Linked DNA regions of Homo sapiens: region 1 is linked to region 2. Evidence: chromatin contacts called from ENCODE Hi-C data. All regions are on one chromosome and are shown on one strand. The core of a region is the stretch at or near the end of the contact, and the rest is flanking DNA. Distances in the headings are between cores, read along the strand shown. Region 1 holds the start of PAM (peptidylglycine alpha-amidating monooxygenase). Region 2 holds the start of FAM174A (family with sequence similarity 174 member A).

Evidence for each region. A loop is a pair of places that touch in the nucleus more often than their neighbours do. Pooled maps may share reads with other maps.
Region 1: a loop to region 2 is called in a map of naive thymus-derived CD4-positive, alpha-beta T cell, with 17 times the contacts of the local background. The contact joins the promoter of PAM here to the promoter of FAM174A in region 2. A Hi-C loop is called at or near these places in 1 of 168 maps with a recorded cell type or tissue (naive thymus-derived CD4-positive, alpha-beta T cell), 1 of 37 single-sample maps with no recorded cell type and 8 of 50 pooled maps.

The regions. Positions count from the first base shown.
Region 1 is chr5:102,751,259-102,757,644 of GRCh38, forward strand. PAM (peptidylglycine alpha-amidating monooxygenase) reads left to right here and starts at 4,047. Exons shown (of 26, transcript NM_001177306.2): 1 at 4,047-4,090. RefSeq lists enhancers at 3,076-3,601, 4,609-5,109, 4,681-4,770 and a silencer at 3,741-4,290.
Region 2 is chr5:100,533,773-100,540,502 of GRCh38, forward strand. It overlaps FAM174A (family with sequence similarity 174 member A), which reads left to right and starts at 1,602. Exons shown (of 3, transcript NM_198507.3): 1 at 1,602-2,192. The coding sequence starts at 1,759. It overlaps FAM174A-DT (FAM174A divergent transcript), which reads right to left and starts at 1,471. Exons shown (of 5, transcript NR_172939.1): 1 at 1,389-1,471; 2 at 308-380. RefSeq lists an enhancer at 1,561-1,860.

The DNA of each region.
Region 1 (6,386 bases), core at 2,797-5,296, 2.2 Mb after region 2:
ACAAAGGAATGTCCATCTCCATCTACTTTGCAACACTGACGGAGACCAATTCTCCTGTCTGTAAATAAACCCTCCCATTCTTTTAGCTGTCAGAGTTTCTCCAGGAAGAAACTAGACCCTTTATCCTCATCAGCTGACTGGTCACCTTTTGCAGTAAGATCATACCATTAATATAAAATTAAAATAATCAATACCAAGGGATTACCATATTCAGAAAGGATATAAGTTTAATAAGGTTCTTTCAAGGACTATTTCTCTTTTGATGAGAAGAAAAAGAGAAATTTCTACCCTCTTGAACTTTCAATGGCCTAGCCTTTTGAGCATTAGAGGAAACAAGCGGGGGGCGGAGAAAGAGATTTTTTAAATTAAATTGGATATAGTATTTTTGAAAGTAAAACTGGGACACTAAGGACTAGTTTTGTAATGACAGAGTGCAGAGACAACCTCAGGTGGGGTGGAGCCCTGAGGAGAGTGAAAAGGGAGGCTTCTCCTCACCTAAGTGGAGGTGGTTGGCTCCACTGCCCAAGCTGGCCTGCACACAGAATGGAATGCCTTGAGGCTGTAAGTCTGAGGCTCTGAGGTGAGGTGCACTACTGGGCGTCTGACAGCACAGCTAAAATTGGCTGTGCCAACCAGTGAGAGGTGACAGCATGCCGGCAGCCCTCGCTTGCTCTGGGCACCTCCGTGGCCTTGGCGCCCACTCTGGCCGCGCTTGAGGAGCCCTTCAGCCCGCCGCTGCACTGTGGGAGCCCCTTCCTGCAATGGCGGAGGTCGGAGCCGGCTCCCTCAGCTTGCAGGGAGGTGTGGAGGGAGAGGCGAGGGCGGGAACCAGGGCTGAGCAGGGCGCTTGCAGGCCAGCTAGAGTTCCGGGTGGGCGTGGGCTTGGCGGGCCCACACTCGGAGTGGCCGGCCGGCCTCGCCCGCCAGGGCAGTGAGGGGCTTAGCACCCGGGCCAGCAGCTGCGGAGGGTGCGCCTGGTCCCCCAGCAGTGCTGGCCCACTGGCACTGCACTCGATTTCTCGCTGGGCCTTAGCTACCTCCCTGCGGGGCAGGGCTCGGGACCTGCAGCCCGCCATGCCTGAGCCTCCCCCAAGGCTGTGGGCTCCTGCGCTACCGAACCTCCCCAAGCCTCCTAGACTAGCGCTGCCCCCTGCTCCATCAGCACTCTGTGTCTAGCTCAGGGTTTGTGGATGCACCAATCAGCACTCTGTATCTAGCTAATCTGGTGGGGACCTGGAGAATCTTTATGTCTAGCTAAGGGATTGTGAATACACCAATCAGCACTCTGTGTCTAGCTCAAGGTTTGTAAATGCATCAATCAGCACCCTGTGTCTAGCTCAAGGTTTGTAAATCCACCAATCAGTACTCTGTATCTAGCTGATCTGGTGGGGACTTGGAGAACCTTTATGTCTAGCTAAGAGATTGTGAATACACTAATCAGCACTCTGTATCTAGCTAATCTAGTGGGACTTGGAGAACTTTTGTGTCTAACTCAGGGATTGTAAACGCACCAATCAGCACCCTGTCAAAACGGACCAATCAGCTCTCTGTAAAACAGACCAATCAGCTCTCTGTAAAATGGACCAATCAGCAGGATGTGCGTGGGGCCAGATAAGGGACTAAAAGCAGGCTGCCCCAGTAGCAACTCGCTGGGGTCCCTTTCTACACTGGAGAAGCTTTGCTCTTTTGCTCTTTGCAATAAATCTTGCTGCTGCTCACTTTTTGGGTCCACACTGCCTTTATGAGCTGTAACACTCACCACGAAGGTCTGCAGCTTCACTCCTGAGCCAGTGAGACCACGAACCCACCAGAAGGAAGAAACTCCAAACACATCCAAACATCAGAAGGAACAAACTCCAGACATGCTGCCTTTAAGAACTGTAACACTCACAGAGAGGGTCCGCGGCTTCATTCTTGAAGTCAGTGAGACCAAGAACTCACCAATTCCAGACACACCAGGACCTTGAGGGTGTGAGAGGTTACCGTCAGGTTACATTTAGAAGTGTTGTCCCAACTACTCTCCCACATTTAAGGCAAAAATATAGTCACCACTGAACAAGAAAATCATCTTGGCACAAAAATGTACTGAATTGAAGAAAGAAAACAAAGAGAAACAAAACACCATAGCCTAGAACTCCTGCCCCTCCACATTTTCTTCTCTCTCTCACACCACAAACTTTCTCTCTGTGACACACACACACACACACACACAGAGGAGAGACGTATTTGAGGGAGGGTCTCAAGTGCTTGCTTTCCTTAACAACCCAGACCAGGAGGAAGAGATAAAGTGACTTAGGAGATGCCTAAAGATGAAGAACAGCCCGGGATCCGTAAACAGACTCAGCTCGGTGTCTTCTCGCACCTTCTCAGAATCAAGTTTCCAAAATGAGGGTCATCCGCCTGCCTTGGAATTTGGGTTGGGAAGTGGATGGAGTTCCTGGACACATGCTCTAGGCCCTGACCAGTCTGGCCACTGCTCACTAGGAATTCTGTTGGGAGGGTGTACAACAGATTTTCCAACTGGTCTACAGCGAGCATCGGTAGTTTCCCTATGGAGAAAATGATTTTCTTTCTGGGAATCCCCCTATAGCCTGAAGGCTTTGCCTCATTTCCCATAGCTCCTCTCCGGTGTACCCCTTCGGTTCGCACTTTCCTACCTTCTTCCCAGTCCACTGGCTTCTCCTTCTTTATCTTCCTCAGTGTCCCTTCTCACAACCTCCCTGCTACCACACCAGATTCTGAAGGGGAGGAGTTGTCTGGAAAGACCAGAGCTGGGTGCTGGGGATCTGGAGCAGCTCGGGACCCGCGCTGCAGGGAGCTGGGATGGGAGAGGTGAGGGAGAGGAGGATGGGACTCTGGGAGAAAGAGAGGGGGCTGGGCTGGCGCTGGGGATGGAAGAGGCGAGGTGAACGCACTCAAGCGGTTACCTGCAGACAGGGAGAGACAGTGGCAAATACCTGCCTTCAATTAAACGCATATCAATTTGTGTGTGGGGTCAGTACTGCACATCATCAAGCCTCTTGGGTATAAAACCTTCCTACTGGAACTCTCCAGCCCCGCCCCCACCACCCCACGCGCGGCTCCCTGCTTTCTCTTGCTTTGGGGTGAGGCTGGGGATGTGGGTGGCTCCAGAGTTCCCTGCCCGCAGTTTAGGGGCGAAGTGATCGGTGTGTGCGCGCTGGGCACTCTGCGGGTTAAAAAGGTTTAGCAGAAAGGGATGCAGATGGAGGCGGGAAGCCAGGCTAAGAAAGGGATACCGACCTCCCTCCTCGGGTCGGAGGTGTGAACTGGGAAGCACTGCGCAGACCTGAGCGAGGTGGCCTGAATCCAGGGGCCGGGCAAGGGGGTGGTGTGAATAGAAATAGCACATTTCCCAGGCTTTCAGCCCCGGTACTCTGCCATCCTTCCAGTTCCATGCACTCAGCCAGGTCTCCAGGCTGGAGCAAGGGCTGGGGGTCAATGGGTCCTTCCTTCTCTCGGGAAACGTTCTTCTGGCGCGAAGCTGGGCGGAGGGAGAGTCGGACATTTTCCTCTGCTTCTCTCAGGGCAGCTGGCGTGGCCACCTCGCAAGGCTGCTTCTAGGGACACGAGACTCGGGAGGGTCAGAGACTTTCAGGCCGGGCCTTCACTCCCTTCCCCGGGGCACTTGGGCAAGAGTTCCAGCTCTTGGCTACCTCTGGCCCGCGCGTGAGTTCAGACACCCAGCACACGCGACCCCCGCAGGGAAACCCCGGGAAGCTGCGCGCAATCGCTGGGGACTCGCCAGGGCTCCACTTCCCAAGCTCCGCGCCCCCTGCGCCCAAAGAGGCAGGGCGGAGCAGAGGCCGCCGGCGTGGAGGAGGCGAGCGCGGGGCTGGCCCGGGAGCCGCCCCCGGGGAGGGACTGAGACCTGCCCCAGGAGTCGAGGGCGAGCGGCGGACCCGGCTGGGCCCGGCGCACGCCGAGGAGAGGGAGCCCCCGCCACCGCCGCTGCCTCCGCGTGCTCAGCCTGTCCCCGCCCAGGGAGCCGGAGCCTCCAACTAACTCCGCCCGCCGCTCCGCCGCCCGCAGGCTCCGGCTTCCGTCCCGGACAGAGCCCGTGGTCGCGCAGGTTGGTGTTGTTGCCGCTGCTGCCGCCACTGCGAGGCGGTCAGGGCAAGGGTGAGGGTGGGGGCGCGGAAGGGGGCCTGGGCTCGGGATCCTGCTGCCACCAATTCCTGGTGCCCCAGGAGGTTGTTGCTTTTTCTCCCGGGCTGCCCGGGTCGGGGGTGGGGGGATGGGGCGGGGATCCAGCGATGCGGCCAGGGAGGATTTTGGGGACTGAGCTATTCTCGCATTTCCCAAACCTCTCTCACGACCCTTCATCACCATTATTAAGTCCCTGGCCAGTTTGTGAGGGGTCGTCCTCCCCTCCGGTCCTTCTCACCTCCGCACTTCTCCTTGTGCCCTCTCCCTAGGGGGTACAATTTGTTCATTCGCCTTTTCTGCCCCCAACTTGGAGAACTCTCCGTGACGCCTAGAAAGCCTCCTCGGTTCTCCGCCCGCCCTTCAGTCTAGTTTGGGGAAGTAGAGGCCGCCGCGGAGTAGCAACCTGGGGTGTGGAGTGGGGGCGAGTGCCGGGAAGCAGTGGAAATTCCTTCCCCTCTTTCTTTCCCGTCCTTGCCCAGCTTTGCTCTCTTCCTGCCGTTTTGCCAGCCTCCGAATGTAATACGCGGGCGAAGGGCGATCTCCAAGGCAGAATGGGAAGTATCCACCACTTGGGATACTAGTTAAGTCTAGGTTCAGTCACCTTCCCAGCTCTGTGGCCTTGGGACCCGCCCCATCGGAACCTGTATGTTGTCATCTGCAAAATATGCGTCAGCTCTGCCTGCCGCTGAGGGTAGTTGTGGGGCTCCCTTGGGATGACTTAGGGTATTACGTGATTTTGAGCACGGTCTCTTGTCTCGTGCAGCTGCCTGATGGCAGGTCCTGTGTTCTGATCGTCTGAGTTCAGGTCCTTTGGCTGAGATGTGATTATCTCTCTGGGTGATTTGGTCAGTAGCTTTGCGGGGCTAAAAGGCATGTGTTCCTGGAGCTGGTCATTGGGGTTCAGAGTTGAAATCGTGTCGTCCCCACCAATCCCTGTGTACAAAGCTATGGACCTTACATCCTGTGCCTTTGTGGTCATAGAAATTCAAGTAGAAGGAAGATCTTATTGGACTTTGTTTGCTTCAGATGTTTTACATTCTTTACAATCGCTTTTCTCTTCTAGGTGCAAACTTAAATTTACTGCTAATTCTAATAATCCAGGAAGGATACTTTCATTTTAGTAAAATCAGACATTTAGCTCAAATAACATGTGACATATTGTTTGTAAATTTTCAGTTTATAATCACAGGCACAAAAAAGCATAGTTCATGCCATTCTAGTTACTTTATAAAGCAAGTAAATGGCCTAAAAAATCAGCTTTACAGGAAGTCAGGGCTGCAGTGAACTGTGTTTATACCACTGCACTCCAGCCTCGGTGACAGAGCAAGACCCTGTCTCAAAAATAAATAATCAGCTTTAGAATTGATATTAAATGGTAAGCCCTGTCGTTCCTGCATTCCTGACTTAATAGGCATTTTCATTCCGCGATGCACTCTGCTATATGCTTTAAAGATATAAAGATATAGAGTATGTTCCTTGTCCTGAAGGGCCTTCCAAGGTAACTTAAAGACTATGTAGTTTTATTTCATATTTTTATATGAACAGTCTTCTAATGACTATACATGGCAAGTAGAATGAGGTCAAGAATGCATTATCAAAGGCCCTTTAAGATCATCATTTGGCCGGCTGCGGTGGCTCACGCCTGTAATCCCAGCACTTTGGGAGGCCGAGGCGGGCAAATCACAAGGTCAGAAGTTCCGTACCAGCCTGGCCGACATGGTGAAATCCCATCTCTACTAAAAATACAAAAAATTACTTGGGCATAGTGGCAGGCACCTGTAATCCCAGCTACTTGGGAGACTGAGGCAGGAGAATCGCTTGAACCTGGGAGGTGGAGGTTTCAGTGAGCTGAGATCACTCCACACACTCCAGCCCTGGTGACAGAGTGAGACTCTCTCAAAAAAAGATAAAACTAAATAAATAAATAGATAAAAAATCATTTGGTGAGTTTGCATAATTGGAAGAAATAACAAGTTTGTTAAGACATTGCTTTCTAAAATAAAATGCCATGTGCTCCTACTTCATCAAGGTGCACTTGGAAATAAAATGAATTCTGTGTTTTTAGAATGAAAGCTTAGGAAAACATTCTACACATGTATGATGTGCTAATCAAATGTTAAAAGCTATAGAAATTTTAATTCTAACTTCCTTCAACTGTATGTTGTGGTTCCCACATACAGTTTTTTTCTCAACTCCTTGAGGAAGGAAATTATAATGCC
Region 2 (6,730 bases), core at 352-2,851:
CTTCTTTGGTCAAGCTGGGGTTGACTAACTTAAGCTAACCTTGGCTGCATTTGGTGCCAGGCTATAGGTTTAGTCATAGTTTACGCCAGATATCCCACAGTCTACTAGGATCAGAGGACTAGCTGGGTCATATTCTTTTCAAGGTTAGGGCCAGAACTTTCTGTGCAGAGAGGGCAGGCAAGTGAAAGGGGGAAAGGAATAATGAGAGAGGTAGGTGTGTGTATGCATGTGTGTGTGTTTCTGGCTCTCTCTCTGTATATATCTACCTGTATCTGTCTCTCTTTTAGCAATGAAAACAATAACTTACTCAAAAGACCCACGTATACCCTTGACAGGCATCTCATTGGTGAGAGGTACATCATGCGGCCACTTCTAGTTATCTGCACAAATTGAAGTTCCATATTACTGAAGTCAAACAGGCAAGGAAGACATTATTGAAGACTACTGCTGTTGGGAAAGGGGATAAAACTCTTCTAATCTCAACTCCTCTAAAAGAAAAAAAGGAGTGGAGAGTTATTAAGAGCTATTTTGGGAAGATCACCGGCCACCTGAGTTTGCTGATTGACTTTACCCAAAGGAAAAGTAAATTTTCTCCTCCATGACAGGAGGTGGTTTTACAACTTGAAGCGAGAAGCCTACAACAGTTAGGTTCCTTTCCTCTCACACAAAATAAGAGATGGCCCACTACCTTCCTTGCTGATTATATTTCAAAGGCATGATGGCTTTCCATACCCTTGAGATAGTTTTCAATTATATAACTGGCCAGAAGCTTTAAAAAATATTTACATCTGAAAAGGGAAGAGAAATAACTTACAATGGTAAAGTTTTCTAAAGTAATTTTTTTTAATATACTTTAAGTTCTAGGGTATATGTGCACAACGTGCAGGTTTGTTACATATGTATACATGTGCCATGTTGCTGTGCTGCACCCATTAACTCGTCATTTACATTAGGTATATCCCCTAATGCTATCCCTCCCCCCTACCCCACGACAGGCCCCGGTGTGTGATGTTCCCCATCCCGTGTCCAAGTGTTCTCATTGTTCAATTCCCACCTATGAGTGAGAACATGCAGTGTTTGGTTTTCTGTCCTTCTAATAGTTTGCTCAGAATGATGGTTTCCAGCTTCATCCATGTGCCTACAAAGGACATGAACTCATTACAAGCAAATGCTCTTTAGAAAGGGAGGTCAGGGACCCATAGGCAGGAAAAAAAGCCTGCTTAAAGCTTGTAATGAAGCTAAGGAAAACTAAGCCCTTCTGGCTTACAGATTAAATGTGTTATTGCAGTTTGACACCAATGAATTCAGATTATGAGTTTCCAATCTCTCAGGGTTCCTGCATGAGAGAGTTGCTGTACATTTTACACAATCTCTTTTTGTCTACTTACTTTCTTAATACGCATCCTTGACCGCTCCTCACTAACAGTGAAAAGAACAATGCTTCCAAAACGGTCACGTCCTCGCTTTTTACACAAGTGCGCGTGCGCACTGGGCGCTAGGCCTCTGACGTCACCAAGTGCATCCGCCCCTACAAGTTAGCAACCGAAGGCGTCCTTAGCAGCAGTGGCCGCTGAGATGTACGAACTTCCGGTTCTCCGGGCAGCTGCCACTGCTGTAGCTTCTGCCACCTGCCACGACCGGGCCTCTCCCTGGCGTTTGGTCACCTCTGCTTCATTCTCCACCGCGCCTATGGTCCCTCTTGGAGCCAGCGTGGCGGGCCTGGCGGCTCCCGGGTGGTGAGAGAGCGGTCCGGGAACGATGAAGGCCTCGCAGTGCTGCTGCTGTCTCAGCCACCTCTTGGCTTCCGTCCTCCTCCTGCTGTTGCTGCCTGAACTAAGCGGGCCCCTGGCAGTCCTGCTGCAGGCAGCCGAGGCCGCGCCAGGTCTTGGGCCTCCTGACCCTAGACCACGGACATTACCGCCGCTGCCACCGGGCCCTACCCCTGCCCAGCAGCCGGGCCGTGGTCTGGCTGAAGCTGCGGGGCCGCGGGGCTCCGAGGGAGGCAATGGCAGCAACCCTGTGGCCGGGCTTGAGACGGACGATCACGGAGGGAAGGCCGGGGAAGGCTCGGTGGGTGGCGGCCTTGCTGTGAGCCCCAACCCTGGCGACAAGCCCATGACCCAGCGGGCCCTGACCGTGTTGATGGTGGTGAGCGGCGCGGTGCTGGTGTACTTCGTGGTCAGGACGGTCAGGTGAGGCAAAGCCTCGGTGGGGCACCCCCGTGGGCCTGAGATACGCAGGCCGGTGATCTCCAGCAAGGCTGACTTCTGTGACCCTTTCCCCCTTCCCCAGCATCAGGGACTCCTGCTTAAGAATATGATATTGACTTTCTTAAAGGCCTGTTACCTTTGGAGCAATTTAAACCTATAACTAATTGCTGCCTTTTGTTTATAAATGAGTGCCCTACCTCCAAATCTCTTCATCTGACCTACAACCCACGTCAGCCTCAAAGGGCACCCTTTCTCTGAAGTGAGGATAATCTTTATTCCCTAGAATTTTGACTACTCTGTCTTGTAATACTTCTACCTTTCTAGTCTAAATTTTTGTATACCTAACTGGTCAAAATTTTGCCAATCAGAATGCAAACTCTTTAAAGACAGGATATCTATTTAGTAGGTTTGTGAGTCTTACAAATTATTTGTACAATGCTGCCACTTAATAGGAAATCAATATATATTTGAGTGGATTAATAGTAATATAGAGGTGCCTTATGGATATTTTATTTTTATAAAATTCAGGAGAAGAAAAGTTCTTCCTTACTATCAGTGTTTCCTAGTATTGCCCTTTAATCTGCCACCTAAGTGGCAGAGAATCACCTTCCTGAAGAGTTGACATACAGAGCCAAGACCTCACCATTAGGAGAAGCCAGCAAAGAGATAAGGTGAGGGAAAGCTGTCTAGCAGTTTATTTCATTATAAAATAAGTGTAGAGGGTAGGTTTGCAGCTTATGTTTGTTTATTGTTTTCAAAATTCACGTTTTTCCCATAAATACCCTCTGTATTGTAATTTAACATATTTCTTTAAACTGATTATTTAAAGCAAAAGTTTCCTTTTAAACAAGTCGTTATTATCATGAATGGAAAACCAACATCACTTGGCTAGTTAAAAAATAGTGTAAGCCAGTGGTTCTTGACATGTGGGCCAGGGAACCACACAGGTGGGAGTTTCACTTAGACCTCTTCAGGGCATCTACAGTATTAAAACTATTTTCAAAATAATACATTCTGTTACAGGCTTATAGGGTACAAGTAGTTCATTGATATTGTTTCAGATTCCACATTGCAACTAATCTTTAAGAAACTGCTTGTCAAGTTTTGGTGTAGTAGTATCATAAAGGAATAACCACTCATATATAAAAAGGCTATTAAAATGTTTCTTTCCATTCCAAGTTTATATCTGTGCGAAGATGGAATTACTTTGTATGCTTCAACCAAACAACACATTGCAAAGGATTTAATGCAGAAGTAAATATAAAAATCTATCCATTTCCTATTTTTTGTTTCTATTTTTTATCTACTCCTATCACCTTAAGCCAGATATTAAAGGGAATTGGAAATAAGAATCTAAATGTCATTCTTTTTACGTTTTTTTCTTTTTTGAAAATATAGTTGTTTTTCATAAAAGTTATGTTAACTTGTAATGTGTTTACTATTATTTTAAATCAGTTGATAAGTATAGGTTTTCTCAAGTTTAATTAATATGGTAAAGTTGATATGTGTAATTCACATAAATATAAGTTATTTTGGGTTCCTGAACAATTTTAAGAATGTAAAGAAATCCAAAACAGCAGGCGTAAGCAATATTTGAGAACCACAGCTGTAAGAAATATTATTTGAGCTAGATATTGTTGGTTCACAAAGGCTAGCAAATCTGCACTCACACTCTAAGTGTTAAAAGCATATTACCACCAAACTGAGACTTTCTTCTTAATATAAAGAAAGATTAAAAGAATATTGAAACAAATTATTTTCCTCACTATATAACTGTTATTTACTGCTGTCTGTACATAGTTCCTATAAAAATGCATGGCCCCTTGAATGTTGTATCTCTTATACATAAAAATGATAAGTATAATGATAATTTGGGGGGAATATTCCTTCCTTGTTTTTTTCCTTTTGCTTCCACCTTTTTAATTATTTTAAATACACATATTTATTACCATTGATTTTCTGTCATTAATGTTGTAAAACTTGGACAGATACAGTCCTTCCAATATGATCCTATTGGATGACTTGGTAACATGATGTGTGTTAACAGCCAAATTCTGAACTATGGCTAATAAAAAGTGCATTCTTTAACCAGCATCTAACATATTCATGCAGTCCAAGTCCTACATTTAGTTGGCTGCCTGGCATCCAAAGCTTGAATGATGCTAACAATGTCTGGGCAGTGTTCCGAACTCATACTTTTTGCTTCCAGATTATGGTTTTCTTCATTATCTTGGTGAATGCTCATTTTGGCTCCCATTTTCAAACTATGTGTGACAGTGCACTGAAATTAGTTATTTGTGCCAAGGGAGAAGAATGGGCCAAAATCATTATTTTCTTAACTGATTTGAGGTGATGCAGAAAATATTTTACTTGTAAAATTTTATTACATTGAACTACATGAGACTTTCAAATAGTTTTGTTTTTATCTAATTCATTTATAATGAATATGTAGGTAATAATAACTTCCTTTTTGAGTCTGGAAACATTCCAAAGAACAGTCAGGTTCTCACTGTAGAAATACAAAACATATATATATATATGTAAGTGTATATATATATATGCAAGGAACACGGTAGGGACAAAGTAGATTGCCTAAAATGAACACTTAATCTCTATGAAAAGAGACTTTTCTGTCTTATTCTCCCCTATATCCTCAGTGCTAAACATCATGTGCAATATATGATGGGCACTGAATAAGCAGTTGCCTAATGGATGAGCACTCTTCATGTATTATATTGCTGAACAGGTAGGTGGTAAGGATTTGGAAATTTAAGGATAATTGCTGTTTACTGACGGAACAAAGAACTGCGAAGATCTCAATTAATACTTTTATTTCCTTCCTCTCAGTAGGACATTCTCTCCACAGTAAAATGTATAAGGCCAGGGAGCGGGGGTGGGGGGAAATCACTGTAGATGGTTGTTGGTTTTAGCACGTATGGTAATTATATAAAGCAATTTTTGTCATAGCTGAATAATGATTCTTGCCTTAAAAGCAGGGAATTATTTCCTTTTTCATGCCATGTCGTTGGTTTTTCGTTTTTTATTCAATTTGGTATATTGGAAGGAAATCGATGCTTAAAAGTTTAACCCTCTACTTTTTTTAAAAAAAATCTCTATGCTCTTTAGCAAGTCTCTTCCAATTTCAAGAAAATATGGTGCTCATGCTCATATAGTGGAGATGAGCATGAAATTTATTATGATAGCCTTTATTTAAGCAGTCAATATTTATTCAACTGACCAGTACTGGGCACTGGGGATACAGTTTTGAGCAAAACAAACATTTCTGCTTCTATAACACTTATATACTAGAGGAGCAGAGGGGCATTAACCAAATAATCACATAGATAAGTACATAAAGGATGCTATGAAAAGGCATTAAAATGCAGATCCTATTAATACATATTATATAGGAAATAAAGAATATTAATTTAATTTGAATGCTTACCCAACCCTATACGCTAAGACACAACGTTAGGTTTTTTCAAAGAACCATACTTTGTAACTGAAAGATTATTTTTGAGCTTTTACTTATCATCCTAATAGCTGATAGTTAATTGATAATTTATGTGTCAGATATAATACCGCATACTTTATGTGCATTTTGAAATTCTTGCAAAAACCTTCAAAGTAGGTAATATCATTCTTACTGAGGAAATTTAGGCTGAGCAAGTTTAAATAACTTGCCCAAGCGTGCACATACAGGACCTGCCCAAACCCAGCTCTGCTGGAACTTACCTAACATGTTCAACCATCATGCTGCTTCCTGTGATCATTTAAAGTAACCAATTTAAAGCGATATTGCACATAAAGATGGCTAGCTTATTTATGGAGAAAAATAAAGTGGATAGTATATGCCCAGTGCCTTTCTGTTTAAAACACATGATTTTGTTGGATGTTAAACCTCCAAATTTTACCTTTTTGAAAAGTGAGTTAACATTTATTGATCATCATATTTGTGCCAAGGTGAAATAATTTTGTTTCCTACCTCAACTCCCTGCATTCCTTCCCTCATCCAAAGATTTTCCTGATTTACTACACATAGTCAGGGAATGGTAATATTTTAAAGAAACGTCTGTTAATATGGTCACACATATTTCCACCTTAGTGGAGCAAGTCACTAATGATTTATGCATGTGACTTTAATCACCATTTCTCTTTTGTCTGGTTACTTAAGAATATGAGTTGTTTTCTTTTTCTCCTAGAAGTCTTGTGGTACCAGCCCTATTTACAAAATTATAAAACATCCATAGAAATCACTTAATTTAAGCAAAACCAGGAGTACTTTTGACTATTTAACCATTTATGTATTTAGTGACTGTCACTAATTCAGTAAATATTATTTACCACCTATTGGGTGCCATTACTAAGCTCTGTGATGAGGGTTAGTAGTGCACAAGGAAAGTCCCTGCATTCATGGAACTTCCATTATAATTGTTCATATCTCCTTGGAAAGTGGAGTTTTCCTAACATGTGTAAATTGTCCTGGTTTGCCATTATTTATTTAGCTAGTCAGTGTATAT